Linked DNA regions of Homo sapiens: region 2 is linked to region 1. The links are chromatin contacts, found by Hi-C or POLR2A ChIA-PET in ENCODE. All regions are on one chromosome and are shown on one strand. Each heading gives the region's core, a stretch centred on a gene start or an enhancer-like site at or near the end of the contact. The rest is flanking DNA. Distances are from core to core; before and after follow the strand shown. Region 1 has its middle 29 kb from the start of FAM136A. Region 2 holds the start of FIGLA (folliculogenesis specific bHLH transcription factor).

The links. Hi-C counts contacts between places; a loop is a spot of excess contacts on that map. ChIA-PET counts read pairs that join two places held with the same protein, here RNA polymerase II (POLR2A). Pooled maps may share reads with other maps.
Region 2: POLR2A ChIA-PET joins it to region 1 with 11 read pairs in activated CD4-positive, alpha-beta T cell. The contact joins the promoter of FIGLA here to the enhancer-like site in region 1. A Hi-C loop is called at or near these places in 1 of 168 maps with a recorded cell type or tissue (esophagus muscularis mucosa) and 1 of 50 pooled maps. POLR2A ChIA-PET finds 5 or more read pairs at or near these places in 1 of 52 experiments (activated CD4-positive, alpha-beta T cell).

The regions. Positions count from the first base shown.
Region 1 is chr2:70,327,086-70,334,357 of GRCh38, reverse strand. No RefSeq gene overlaps it. Among named protein-coding and RNA genes, the nearest start is that of FAM136A, 29 kb to the right of the region's middle. RefSeq lists a silencer at 4,247-4,541. Within about 2 kb of position 4,482, at least 11 of the 41 ENCODE cell types and tissues checked have a DNase peak (open chromatin) inside an H3K27ac peak, as active enhancers do.
Region 2 is chr2:70,788,201-70,795,472 of GRCh38, reverse strand. FIGLA (folliculogenesis specific bHLH transcription factor) reads left to right here and starts at 4,830. Exons shown (of 5, transcript NM_001004311.3): 1 at 4,830-5,065. The coding sequence starts at 4,835.

The DNA of each region.
Region 1 (7,272 bases), core at 3,233-5,732:
CCTAATTACCTCCCAAAGGTCTCACCTCCTAACATCACATTGGTAGATTACATTTCAACATATGAATTTCCGGGGACACAAACATTCAGTCTACAGAAGGGAAAAAATAATAAATGTAACCACTTGAAAAGGAAAATAAGGCTGGGTGCAATGGCTCACACCTGTAATACCAGCACTTCGAGAGGCCAAGGCAGGCGGATTGCTTGACATCAGGAGTTCAAGACCAGCCTGAACAACATGGTGAAACCCATCTCTACAAAATATACAAAAATTAGTCGGGCATGTTGGCACTCAACTATAGTCCCAGCTACTTGGGAGGCTGAAGCAGGAGGATCACTTGAACCCAGGAGGTTGAGGCTGCAGTGAGCAGAGATCGCGCTACTGTACTCCAGCCTGGGTGACAAAGTGAGACCCCATCTCAGAAAAAAAAGAGAGAGCCCTTCCCAACTCCCTTTTATTGTGAATCATCTGGGGTGTGTTCTCCCTCCCTGCAGCAAACTAAATAACCTACCTTTTTTTACTGCTGGTATGTTCCTGGTAGTCTCTGGTCGGTGAATATTGACAATACTGACAATACTATTTTATTATTAATTGTTTTTATTTTATTTTATATGTTTTTTGTTTGTTTATATGTTTTATATGTTTATTTTATATATTTATGTTTTATATGATAGGACATGATATTGATTTCTGCATGAGTTATATTATCCATAACTTCATTTCATTAAGGTAAAGGTGGAACTATAAGATATTTGTTTGAAAAGGGGGCACCAAGTCCAGCAGAATTGAGAAACACCAGGAGAAATAGCTCTTTGCCAGAATGCAAGACAAATTTGAATATGGCCACCCCAACCTGAGCAGGATCTCTGGACTCCCGTAGTTGGACATTTCCCCACATCCTGGTGGCTGTCAGCTAGGACTGCATGAGGACTCCATCAGCAGAAAGGAGGTTCTCCCATAAACAGTTCTACAAGAGCCTGCCCACACACTCCAGAGGCTACACCTGTACCAGATGACAGCTGCAAACCCTCAATGGCCTATGAGGGAGACCAAACTCTTCACATGGAGGATGGTTAGGAAATGTGCATATGACATGCAAAAATGCAAGAAGCTGGGATAAAGGAATAACAGGTAAACCTCTAGACCAGCCTGTAGTCAAGGAAGCATTGCTGGAACAGGGAAAGGCTGGCATTGAAGTGGAGAAAACCCTTCTATGCCCACCAGAAAGGTGGGAGCATCCCTGGAGGGAATCTTCTCCAACTGCCCTTTGCCCCATTGAAAATTCAGATGAGAAGAGGAGGCACAACGTGTCCTAGCTGCACACCTCCTGAGGTGAAGAAGAGAGACAGAATTATGGAGAGTGAGATGCTGAGGCCTCTGTACCACACCTGTCTCCCTAGGTGCAGGGCAGATGACCAGGGGCCTCATGCAAGGGACACTGGGCGCCACGAGAATCACGAACACAAACCATTAGCCCATAATCTACCTTTACCTTATTAAAATGATTCCCCCACTCCTACATTTCACGTTGTTTTCCTCCCTCCAGGAAGACTATCAACCCCAAATGATTACGCTTCCCTCCCTTCACACTCCCACCCCACCCATCCCACACTTGGTGCTGCTATGAATACCCCCATTAAAGCTCATTCCTCTGAACTCAGGCTCTGCCCTCTGTTAACAGGTGGCTTTTCTGCAGAAAGAAGTACCCATGGGCCAGGGGCGGTGTTCACACCTGTAATCCCAGCACTTTGGGAGGCTGAGGCGGGTGGATCACCTGAGGTCAGGAGTTCGAGACCAGCCTGACCAATATGGCAAAACCCCGTCTCTACTGAAAATACAAAAAAGTATCCCAGCATGGTGGTGGGTGCCTGTAATCCCAGCTACTGGGGAGGCTGAGGCAGGAAAATCACTTGAACCCAGGAGGCAGGGTTGCAGTGAGCCAAGATCGTGCCACTGCACTACAGCCTGGGCAACAAAGAGCAAAACTCGGCCTCAAAAAAAAAAAAAAAAAAAAAACCCAGGAAGCTGATCCTGTCAAACTAGGCAGAAGGCAAATAGAAACTGTCCCCAGCTCTGGGTGTGGGGCCCTCAGCTGGCAGGACTAGGGGGTCAGTGATGGGTGACCTCACAAGCTAAATCACCTGGGTCAGGGCTGAGTGACCTTGATAAAAGGTACTATGATAGCTCACTTCAGCCTTGAACTCCCAGGTTCAAGCAATCCTCCCACCTCAGCACCAACCCCTGACGGCCAGGTAGCTGGGACTACATGCACATGCCACCATGTTTGGCTAATTTTTATCATAAAGATAACACTTTTTCTTAAAAAAAATGTTCTTTTTGAGACAAAGTCTCACTCTGTTGTCCAGGCTGGAGTGCAGTGGCGCAATCTCAGCTCACTGCAACCTCTGCCTCCTGGGTTCAAGTGATTCTCATGCCTCAGCCTCTCAAGTAGCTGAGATTACACGTGCATACCACCTCGCCTGGCTAATTTTTGCGTTTTTAGCAGAGATGGGGTTTCACCATCTTGGCCAGGCTGGGCTCAAACATCTGACCTCAAGTGATCTCCCCACCTCGGCCTCCCAAAGTGCTGGGATTACAGGCATGAGCCACTGCCCCCAGCCTCTTTTTCTTAAATTATATTATCCATAAATTCAGTGCAATCCCAATCAAAATCACAATTTTTATAAAACTTCATGAACATAAAGCATTAGCCCAGAATCTACCCCATGGGACCCAGGGACTTCAGCCATCAGCACAGGGGGCTCTTTTTCCCATAATGTTCACATTTATCAAAGTAATGCAGTCGTTAAGAAAATAAGGCAAAATATTTTAAAAGTAGAAAGAGGAACACAGTTTCACCCACTTCCACCTTCAAAACAACTTTGCAAACGTGGCAGTGTATCTCCCTTCAAATGTTTATAAAATCTGCAAGTTTGCTCTAACATAGAACAATGCCATCAAATATATTTGGTGGTCCTAAAAGTCACACCGTGAGGACAGGCACCCAGAGCACAGTTGCATTTAGAATAAACTCCAAGCTCCTTCACGCAGCCTGCAGGCCGGTATGGTCTGGCCCTGCCTCTGTTCCCGGTCTCATCTCCCGACCCCACTGGCCTCTCTGCCCCTCAGGCAGACGGTTTTTTCAGTCCTGGAAGGCACCCAGCCCTGTCCATCTTGGTGACCCCAGGTGGGCCATTCTGCTCCTAATGTGCTTTGGGCGCCCCTGCAGCCTGGTTCACATCCTTTCACAATTCAAAGCTTGGTTCTGGGGCCTCTCCTGGCTTCCCCCATCCCCATCTCAGTTAAAGCCCCTCTGTTATTCTCTTTCACAGCCCTCTACCTTTTCTGAATAATACGTCCCCCAATTTATAATGATACACTTTGCTTATCTATTTGGCATCTGTGTCCCCCACTGGAGGGATATGGGCAGGGTGACATGTGTTTTGCTCCTCTCTGGTGCTCCCCTCCTTGGTGTTCTTTTGTTCACATCTCCCTGTTTCATCTGCTCCAGCCCAACTTGTTCCCAGTCCCATCAGCTTCCAACCTCATGGTTCAAATCCAATGTATAGTCTCTCTTTGCAACCCCCAAATAGTGTCTCCAGCTGTGAATTCTGTTTCTCTCCTCTAATAGGGGGCAGTCTCCTCCCTGCTTTTTTTTTTTTTTTTTTTTGCTTCAGCTGGGAGGTGAGCAGCCCCATCTGTTCCCACCCAGGCTGGCCCTAAGCAGCAGTCTCTACACTGCCGCCGAAGAAGTTCCTGCAGACTTCTCCCCGCCCCTAGAATCAAACACATCCACTAACATCAAGCTTGAGCCACAAAGTTCCAGAGGTACCTCTGGGTTGCTGGGAGGAGCAGCAGTAACTTAATGCTGGTGTCTGGGGTGCAGAGGAGAGAGGGCCCCACTCTGAGCTCACAGAGTGCTGGAGGTTCAGGCTGTGGAACACCGGAACACAGATGTTCCCCAGGAGCCTAGATGCCCACTCAAACCTTCTTAGGCACTTTTGAATCTTCTTTTTTTTTTTTCTTTTTGAGACGGAGTCTCGCTCTGTCAACCAGGCTGGAGTGCAGTGGCGCTATCTCGGATCACTGCAAGCTCCGCCTCCCAGGTTCACGCCATTCTCCTGCCTCTGCCTCCCGAGTAGATGGGACTACAGGCGCTCACCACCACGCCCGGCTATTTTTTGTATTTTTAGTAGACACAGAGTTTCACCGTGTTAGCCAGGATGGTCTCGATCTCCTGACCTCGTGATCCGCCCGCCTCGGCCTCCCAAAGTGCTGGGATTACAGGCGTGAGCCACCGCGCCCAGCCGGCACTTTTGAATCTTTACAGGTCCCACCATCTTGGGTGAGGCAAAGTACAGTTTACCTTCATTATTCACAGTAGTTATGTTCTATAAAGCTGGCTGGAGGCCAAGGGCAGTGGCTCACGCCTATAATAGCAGTACTTTGGAAGGCTGAAGTGGAAGGATCATTTGAGGCCGGGAATTTGAAAGCAGCCTGGGCAACATATTGAGACCGCATCTACACAAAAGAAAATTTGTTTTAATTGGGCAGGCATAGTGGCCCATGCCAGTAGTCACAGCTGCTCAGGAAGCTGAAGCAGGAGGATCTCTTGAGCCCAGGAGTTCAAGGTTACCGTGAGCTATGATCACACCACTGCACTCTAGCCTGGGCAACAGAACAAGACTGTCTCTAAAAAAAACAAAAGCTCAACCAAGAGCGTCTCTGATATTTAAATAACGATTGTAGAGAACTTTATAGTTCTTAACACATTTGCATGCATGTGTGTGTGTGTGTGTACACATATATGGCTAAATTAACAGCAGATCCTCAAGACTAACCACAGTAAACAAATTGCCATGATGCCTTTTCCATGAGAACTGCTTTGTACACCCTGGCAATCCATCAGAACAGAAGCCAAAGCCCCAGTGTGCCCTTTTGTACTCTGTACTCCAGCTCACCTGCTGCTTCCCAGCTCACCTGTTTTCCCAAAGTTACAGACAGAGGACAGACAACATTGTTAAACTCTAGAGTGATTCCCATGGGCAGGGCAGGGCAGCGGGAGTGAGTAGGAGGGTGTTTTCTTCAAGTTGAAGGAGAGGAAAGAAAAAATATCCAGCTGTAGCAATCAGATTGTCGGCACCAAAGACAGAGTGACTCAGGGCAGGTCCTTGGCAAGCAGGCACTGAGCCAGGCTGGGCCCACACCCTGGAGAATGAGAATAGCATTCTGTGATCAAAGTGGGAAGGAATGCATCCATTCCGGAAACCAGGTGAGGCAGGGTTGTCATTAAGACAATCTGGGCAGAGCTGTGATTACAGAGGGAGCAAGCTGACGGGATGAAAACGGAAATCCACAGCGCCTGCTCCCTGCTGAGCAGCCCAGCTTGCCCATGCTGCCCTTTGGTCCAGCTAATGTCTCTGGGCAGTGATAAGGCCTTAAGTATCTGTGGATAAAGCACCTGATAGTTAACTAAAAATAATAATAATTTCAAAGTTTTGTTGAGTGAGCTTTAGTATTATATGAACTATCAGTCCTCATTCTTTTTCTCATTAATTAGGATGGATGTTCTAACAAGAGAAATTTTATATAACTAAAGAAGACACTTTTTTTTTTTTTTGAGATGGAGCCTATGTCACCCAGGCTGGAGGGCAATGGCGCGATCTTGGCTCACTGCAACCTCTGCCTCCCGGGTTCAAGCGATTCTCCTGGCTCAGCCTCCCAAGTAGCTGGGACTACAGGCATGCGCCACCACACCTAGCTAATTTTTTTTATTTTTTATTTTTTATTTTTTGAGACCGAGTCTCGCTCTGTCGCCCAGGCTAGAGTGCAGTGGCGCGATCTCGGCTCACTGCAAGCTCCGCCTCCCGGGTTCACGCCATTCTCCTGCCTCAGCCTCCCGAGTAGCTGGGACTACAGGCGCCTGCCACCACACCCAGCTAATTTTTTTGTATTTTTAGTAGAGATGGGTTTCACCGTGTTAGCCAGGATGGTCTCCATCTCCTGACCTCGTGATCCGCCCGCCTCGGCCTCCCAAAGTGGTGGGATTACAGGCGTGAGCCACCGTGCCCGGACTAATTTTTGTATTTTTAATAGAGACGGGGTTTCACCATGTTGGCCAGGCTGGTGTCAAACTCCTGACCTCAAATGATCCGACCACCTCGGCCTCCCAAAGTGCTGGGATTACAGCTGTGAGCAAGAAGACACATTTATTAAAGAAAACTTAGAAACCCCTGTAAACATTCAGAAGAAAATTATAGTCATTTCTAATCCAATCACTCCTATGTGATGACCCTTAACAGTTGTGCTGTGATTCTTCAGATTTTCTTCTAGGCATGTATATATAACATTTGTTTCTTATTTTAAAAATAAATCATGATGCATAAACTATTTTGTTACTTGAGTTTTTTCACTCAATCAAATGTAACATACTTCTTTCTTACCAAAAAAAATTCTCCTACAGTGTGGTTCTTTGTGTCTGTGGGGTACTTCATTGCACGGTCCTTTTGTTAGTTATTTAATCTGTTTCCTGTTCTTACACGTTTAGTTGCTTCCAAACGTGGAATATTATAAATGCTGTACTATACATCCTAGTTCACATATCTTTCCAAACATGTCTGCTTATCTCCCTCCTTCAAGATGAATTGTTGGGTCAAGGAGTTTTCATGTATTTGTGGCTTATGATATTCACTGCTAAATGACCTTGCTCTACAGGCTAGTCGTACCATTTACATCACCACCGTGTAAACGGTCCTTTTTCCTCTCATCCTCGCCTGCAAAAGGTTTTGCCCTGCTAGCCAACGAGTTGAACTGTGTGATAGGAAGAACCGTGATTTGTTTTCTTTTTGATTTCTTAAATGTTTAGTGAAACTGAATATGATTTCATACATGCATTAGTTTCCTCAGGCTGCTCTAACAAAGTGTGACAAGCTGCGTGGCCTAAAACAACAGATATTGATGGTCTCACCTCTGAAGATGGTAGGGAAGGATCTGCTCCCGCCTCTCTCCTGGCTGCAGGTAGCCTCAGCTGTCCCTTGGCTTGCAGGGCTGTCTTCTCTCTGTGCCTCTTCACGTGTCTTCCCTCTGTGCCTGTCTGCCTCTGTCCAAATGTCCCCACTCTATAAGGACACCCAGTCACAATGGATTAGAGACCACTCTATGACCTCAGTTTAACTAGAATATAAATTAATCCAAGTGTACAGGCCCTATTTCCAAATAAGATCACAGTCTGAAGTACTAGGGGTTGGGACTTCAACATATCTTTTTAGGAGG
Region 2 (7,272 bases), core at 3,581-6,080, 460 kb before region 1:
CAGAAACATGATTTGAAGCAAGCACATGTCTTGCTTTTTGAAACAGAGCAACAATAAGAAATTGGTAAAAGGTCCTTTAGCCTTATCCTGCTTTTTGCACCATTGACTCAGAGACCTAGTGTCTGTATCAATCAGCAAACTAGACAGGGATCCCCTTTCTTCAAGGCATTGTGTTTTGAGATAGCTGTGTGTCCCCATCCTTACTCCAAGGGTGGACTCCATTCGGCTGGCATTGTACTGGACTACAAGGTATTTAGGACTCAGGAAACAAAAAAGCAGTAAAGAGAGGATGTTATCAGTTGCATCCCAAGAGGTCTGGTCCCACAAAGGAAGAGCAATAAGCAGGAATAGCAAACACAAGGAGAGCAATGCATTCTGGGACCTAAAGATGTTCACATACTTCAGGCAGCCTGGAACAGGAAACTCCCTACTAGACCCATAGAGCAGTATAGGATGAATGCAACTGAGCCAGTACTGTGTATATCAACCATAGTATATCACCAGCATCTAAGAGGACACTTATCCTTCAATTTTCCATGGCAGAGAGATCTTCCTACTTTCTATGTAAACTTAGGTAAGCTTTTTCATTCATCTATTTATTTATTCACAAATATATATTATAGGGTCAAGCAGCTATGGCAAAACGTGAAAGATTTTACCTGAATAAGCAGGTTCTTATTTTACCCATGTCAAAGTAGCTTTTTTACTTCATTGCAAGCATCATTCATTCATTTGCCTTCTCACTCATTCAACAAATGTTTATTGCATGTCTACTGTGTGCCAAGCCAGCACTCCGTAGGTGCTGGAGATGCTGTGGCCAGTGATCCTCCTTCAAGGAGCCAAAATAAGAGAAATAAATGATCTCGCAGAGGCTTATGGGCACTACTGGAGCACAGAAGAGGGGCACTAGGACAGAGACTCCTGTTGTCAACCAAATGCGTTCTCCCCATTGAACAGAATTGTAGCCAGGCACATGGCTCCCCAGTCAGACTACATTCCCCCACCCTTTCTTGCATCCGTGTGTAGCCATGTGTGAATTCCTGCCAATGGCATGTGAGTTGAATCCTATGTGCCACCTCTGGTCAGGCCTTAAGATCTCTTCCGTGCCCTTCTCCTGGAACCCAGATACGGTGGCTACCGAGCCTCAGCCATGCCAATGATGACAATGCTGTAGGGGAGTTGACCCTAAGGGATGGAAGAACAATAATTTGGAAGGAACCTAAGTCCCCAAGTGACCTTGAGGAGCAGAGCTGACCTAAACCTTTCACACTGTTAGAGGATAGTGAAACTTTTTGTTCATTAGGCCATTGTATTATTGGGTGTATGGCAAGGTATCAGCCCTAAGTCACCATCAGGTGTAACACTTTAGCTTAAATCAGTTCACATGATTGCTTTCCCTGAGAACAATGACATAACGTATGAATCTAACAGACCAGAGGCCAGAAAGTTAAGAGTTGGAGTTTATGGAAGAACACAGGTATGAAGGAATCAAATCTGGTGTGCTCACAATGGGTTCCTAATGTACACCACCTTGTTCACTGCAAGGTTTGGCAATAAAATAGAATAATATCAATGATGTCCTTTATGATGCTTTCAAGGAAAGTTAAGTAAATGGGTAAGCTATCTCCATTTTAAGCTTTTTCCCACACTTTTGGCCCTTGTTGCTTTCCATCTGCCTGCCAGCAGACAACACCAAATGAACTTAGCGCAAACAAAGTATTTTCCTACTTAAAAATATATTTTAAATTACAGAAGTGGCCCGTGTTTATTGTGAAATAAGCTATATAGAGGATGTGATGTGCAGTCACACTTCCCCATTCCCAGGCCATGCTCAAGGAACCTCAGTCAAACATTTGGTGTGTCCCCTTCTTTCCTTTGACCTTTCCTGGGAGGCAATGTCAGAGTGGGAGCTGAAGAAGGGTGGGGCCTAAGAGGTGGCTGATGTGGTTAGAAAATTGGTTAGGTACAGGGATTGAGCAAATAAGTAATTACACTGAGGATAATGTGAGTCAAGCTTCTCATTGTTGGAGAAGGGAGTTACAAAAGCAGATATGGGGTGAGGAGTTACAAAAAAGGAAAGCAGAGAAACTAGAGGGAACCTGAGGTGTTGGGTTGGAGTTGGAGGTATTAGTGTGAACTCATGGTTTTAAATATATATGTACTTAGATACACAGATATAGTTATTATATGCATTATATTATATTAGAGGATATTATATGCATTATTATAATATAATACATGCATGTGTACTTACCTACATATGTGTCATATCTGCAAAAAGGGCTTAGAAGCAATGACATCCCAAAAGGAATGAGCAAGCAAGCACACAGATCTTGGTTTCTAAATCCTACCTTCCACTAAAAGAAGAATAGACTGATCCCTGGGCTGGGGCTGGGAAAATTCAAGAAGAGCCTTCCTGGGACAAGTGAGAAAGTGCACAAAGAATGAGGGAGTCATATGAAAAGGACAGAGGAGCCAGCTTAGAGGGCCTCCCATAAGCCAAATCTGAGACAATTTGAGCATTAACATAATGATGTAAATAAATTATATCCTGTGACTAAAATAGAAATTCATGAGCCCATGCTGACATAAATACAAAATGAATAAATAAATGGGAAGAAGGGAAAGCTCTTTTTCACAGTAGAATGCCAATCATTTGCCTCTAATTGTAGTGCTGGTTGATTCAGGTAGGAGTCAACAATGGATGAGAAGGAGTATCTCCTCACAAAATTTTTTTTTATTTTTATTTTTTGAGACGGAGTCTTGCTCTGTTGCCCAGGCTGGAGTGCAGTGGCACAGATCTAGGCTCACTGCAAGCTCCGCCTTCCGGGTTCACACCATTCTCCTGCCTCAGCCTCCTGAGTAGCTGGGACTACAGGCACCCGCCACCGCGCCCGTCTAATTTTTTAATATTTTTTAATAGAGACAGGGTTTCACCATGTTAGCCAGGATGGTCTCAATCTCCTGACCTCGTGATCCGCCCGCCTCAGCCTCCCAAAGTGCTGGGATTACAGGCATGAGCCACCGTGCCTGGCCCACAAAATATTTATCAATTTATGGTGAAAAAACCTGACACCACCACCTTGACCAGGCGATTAAGGTTAACATCACCAGTGGTGGGGCAGATCAACCTCATGTACTTCCTGATGTGATGCACTGAGAAGAGCCCAGCATCATTTATATGGAGCCCCTCCATGAAGGCATGGCTGGGGTCTGGACATGAGCAAATAGTGGACAACCCCAGGTCGAGGGACATACTACAGAATGAAAGGCCCCTACTCTTTTAAACTGTCAAGGGCATGAAGACAGGACAAGATGGAGGAAATGGTCCAGAATGAAGGAGAGTAGAAATATGACAACAGAATAAAACTTGTACTCCTGGATTGGATTCCAACCAGAAGAGAAAAAGACATTGTTGAGACAGCTGGTGGTACTTTGATGGGGTCCATGGATTGTATGGTAGCACAGTACCAATGCTTACTTCCTAGTTTGAGTGGTTGTGTTGCGGTTATGTGGAAGAGAGGCCTTGTTTAGGGGGAATACCCACTGGAGTATTTAGAGGTGATATGACAGCATGTCTGCAACTTAAAAACTTTAAAAAAAGAATAGATCAATGGATGCAGCTAGACGTCATTATTGTAAGGGAACTAACACAGAAACAGAAAACCAAACATTGCCTGTTCTCACTTTATAAGTGTGAGCTAAACATTGAATACACAGGGACACAAAGATGGAAACAATAGACACTGGGGTCTGCTTGAGGGGGAAGTAAGAGGGGGGCGTGGGTTGGAAGGATACCTATTGGGTACTAGGCTCACTACTTACGCCACGGGATCATTCGTACACCAAACCTCAGCAACACACAATTTACCCACTTAACAAACCTGCACATATACCCCTGAACCTGAAACAAAAGCGTAGAAAAAATATTTTCTCAGACCAAAGAAAAAAAAATGTATTTCTATGCTTGGAAGGAATGATTTTACAGAGGGCTTCCAGAAACATGTCTGATTTTCAGGTGCAAGATCAGAATGTTCCAGTTATATTGATAACCTCCAGAGAAACAAACTCTCATGAGTAATCTACTCAAAACAGAAGATGTAGTTAATTATTTCTAGAGTACTAAATTGTACTCTACTATTAAACAAGTTTGGGATCGCTATTTTCCAGCACATTTTCTGAAGTAACAACTGTGTTTGGCTGTGTTGACAATAAAGGTCTGTGTGGAAAAGGGGGAAAATGAATAAAGCGATGTATCCCCCCACTCGCGAAAAAAGAAAATAGTTCAAATAGAATGGAAAAAGAATAATGAAAATGAGAATATTCACAGCGAGAAAGAGGGCAACGGAGCAAACGTGAAAACTTAGCAAGTAGAGAGCGTGGCGAAGGGGGTACAGGAGCTCTTAGAAACTCTTCTTGCCATTTTCCCCGCAACTTTTATTTCAAAACGAATTCTTAAAAAAGTTTTGTGGATATCCATCACATTTTTCTGTATACACATAGCCAGAAGCTCAGGCCCCAAGACAGATTGATTAAATGGGAATTTGGGGGACTGGAACCGTGGCATGTGGATTGAGAAAAACACCACTACCACGCTCCCGGCGGTTCCAGGTGTGCAGCCGGGGCTGCGCTCCAGCGCTCCCGAGTCACACCTGTGCGGCTTATTCAACGCGATGCCTGGACGCAGCCTCCAGAGAGGAGGCCGGGATTGGAATACGCAGCCGGGGAATGGTTGCAGGTGGTCCAGCTCCCGCCCCCGCCCCGCCCCCGCCCGGGCCTCGTGCGGCCCCGGGTGCGCAGGTGAAAGCCCGGCCTCAGCGGCCTCGGCCCTGCCATGGACCCCGCGCCCGGCGTCCTAGATCCCCGCGCCGCGCCGCCCGCGCTCCTGGGCACCCCGCAAGCCGAGGTGCTGGAGGACGTGTTGCGGGAGCAGTTCGGGCCGCTGCCCCAGCTGGCCGCTGTCTGCCGGCTCAAGCGGCTGCCCTCGGGCGGCTACTCGTCCACTGAAAACCTCCAGTTGGTGCTGGAGCGGCGGCGTGTGGCCAACGCCAAGGAGCGTGAGCGGGTGAGGGATCCCTAGGGTCGACGTCCGTTCCCCCCTTCCCTGCTCTACCACCAAACACCTGGTCAACACCCGGGGGTCCGCTCACCGCCCACCCCCGCTCGAGGCGACTTCGAGCTCCCGAGGCCTCCCACGCCCCCAGCTTGTCAGGAGAATGGCAGTGGCCTCCTTCTTCTGCACCTCCGTGCAGCTGCTCGTTGGCGGCCGCTGCGGTGGCCGCCTCGCCCGCTAACCCTCCAGGATTTGTGCAGGACCCGGGTCTGGGAGGGGACAGAGGAGGGGCCCTGACAACTTCAAAAATGTCTCCCTGGGCAGGTGCTTTAAAAGCTTCGCGCCCAGGGGGTGCGCCTTCATCTCACACCGTAGGCGCTGGTGGGTGCTTGGGACGCGCAGGGATCCCCTTCGCTCCTTTTTCTTGCTCTCTGCATCTCGGCCTCGAAGCACACACGAGGGTGAGGAGAAAGGGGGGCCTGACGGAAGTGACTTTTCTTTTTTAAAGTAACGAAACACGACGTCCCAGTGTGCACCCAAGACTCCCACTCAACTCTGTCAAGATAAAGTGAGTGTTTCCCAGTCGAGCCGCAGCAACTCGCAAACGGGAAGGGTCCTGTGGGCCGTGGTTGGAGCGGCACCTGCTGGTAGATTTTACTATCTAACGAAACTCAGCCCCAAACTTGGGAGACATGGTCTCCTTCCTAGCGTTTGCAGTCTACGGGTTTGGTTGCAGCAGAGGCGAATCCAGGAGAGAGAAGGGTGAGGGGTAGAAGAGGGAGCAGAGCGCACGTTCAGGACTGGGACTGGGGAGAGAAGTACCGCCCGGGGCTGTTCCTAGGCCTTTCAGAAATGTCCCAGTGAATCAAGTAGGAGCTTTGCAGGGAGAGGGCAAGCGCAGAAAGGACGACAGGAGAGTAGGAGACTTCTTTAAGTCTCCTCTTTTACCAGTACTAGACTCTTGATGGACAGAACCCTGTGATCTGATTCGGTGGCCCTACAAAGAGATTATGATCTAATAGTTTAAGTGGTCCTTCCCACCAGGAAGGAATTGTCTTCTCCAGAGAATCAGTCCTGGTTTTATCCACTAAAACACGAATAAGCTTTATTATTCTTTATAATGATAAGGTTAACACACTTGGAAAAGACAGAAATGAGTGAAGAAGTTAAGAGACACAACACAGATATAACTACTGTGAACATTTTTGTGTATATCCACCCAGTCTTTTTCTAGTTTTGTGTATTCATATATATATATATATAATTTTTACAAAATATTCAGTACATATTTGTGTAATTTTTTCCACTTAACATTATCAAAAGCATTTTCTTATATTCTTAAGTATTCTTTCAAAGAATAGTTTTTGACTGCATAGTCTGTCCAAAAATGGACCATAATGTATTCAGTCTCTTATTGTTAGGCATGTTTGCTGTTTGTAGCTTTTTACCGGTACCTATCGGTGTAACTCTATGTGCGTGTCTGATAATTTCCTTAGAATAAAATGCTACAAGTGAAATTACTGAGACTTAAGGCATATACAATGGAATGGCTTTTGATACAAGTTACCCAATTGCTTTCTAGATAGGTTTACTAATTTTTATCCCTTCTTACAGGTCTAGGACTGTTCTCTTTTTCAAGCTATCCCTTATCCTGGGTATGATAAAACAAAAATGTTACCACCTTGATACATAAAAAATGGTATCTAATTTCTGTTTTAGTTTGTAGTTCTTTGATTATTAAATTCTTTTTATACACTGAGTGGTTGTTGTATTCTCCTGTGAATTGGCCAACTATGTCCCTTGTCTGGTTTGCTCCAGGGTAGGATATACTCAATATATATTGGCTTTGTGGCATAGTGGGAGCCAGTTCTCCCAAGGCCTGTATCTCCCAGGGGGATGAACATCAGAATTATAGGCCTTCAGAGACAGGGATTAGACTCTGGAGAAGAGAGAAAAATAAAATATGAGGAGCCTTTGAAGTCTCACCAACTCTCTGGATTCTCACCCTTGCCTCTATATCATTAACTCAGTGGGGAAAGAGTTTGAAGAGCTGATGGCTCAGTGCTTGAGTTGACAAGTATTTGTACATTTGATTCATCACCAGCAATACCACTTCTTGAGGACTTTCTATGTGCCAGGTTTGGGTGAGGTATCTTATTTGTACATTATATCACTTAATCACACCCCCCAAAAAGCTTTAAGATATTTTCCATTTTGCA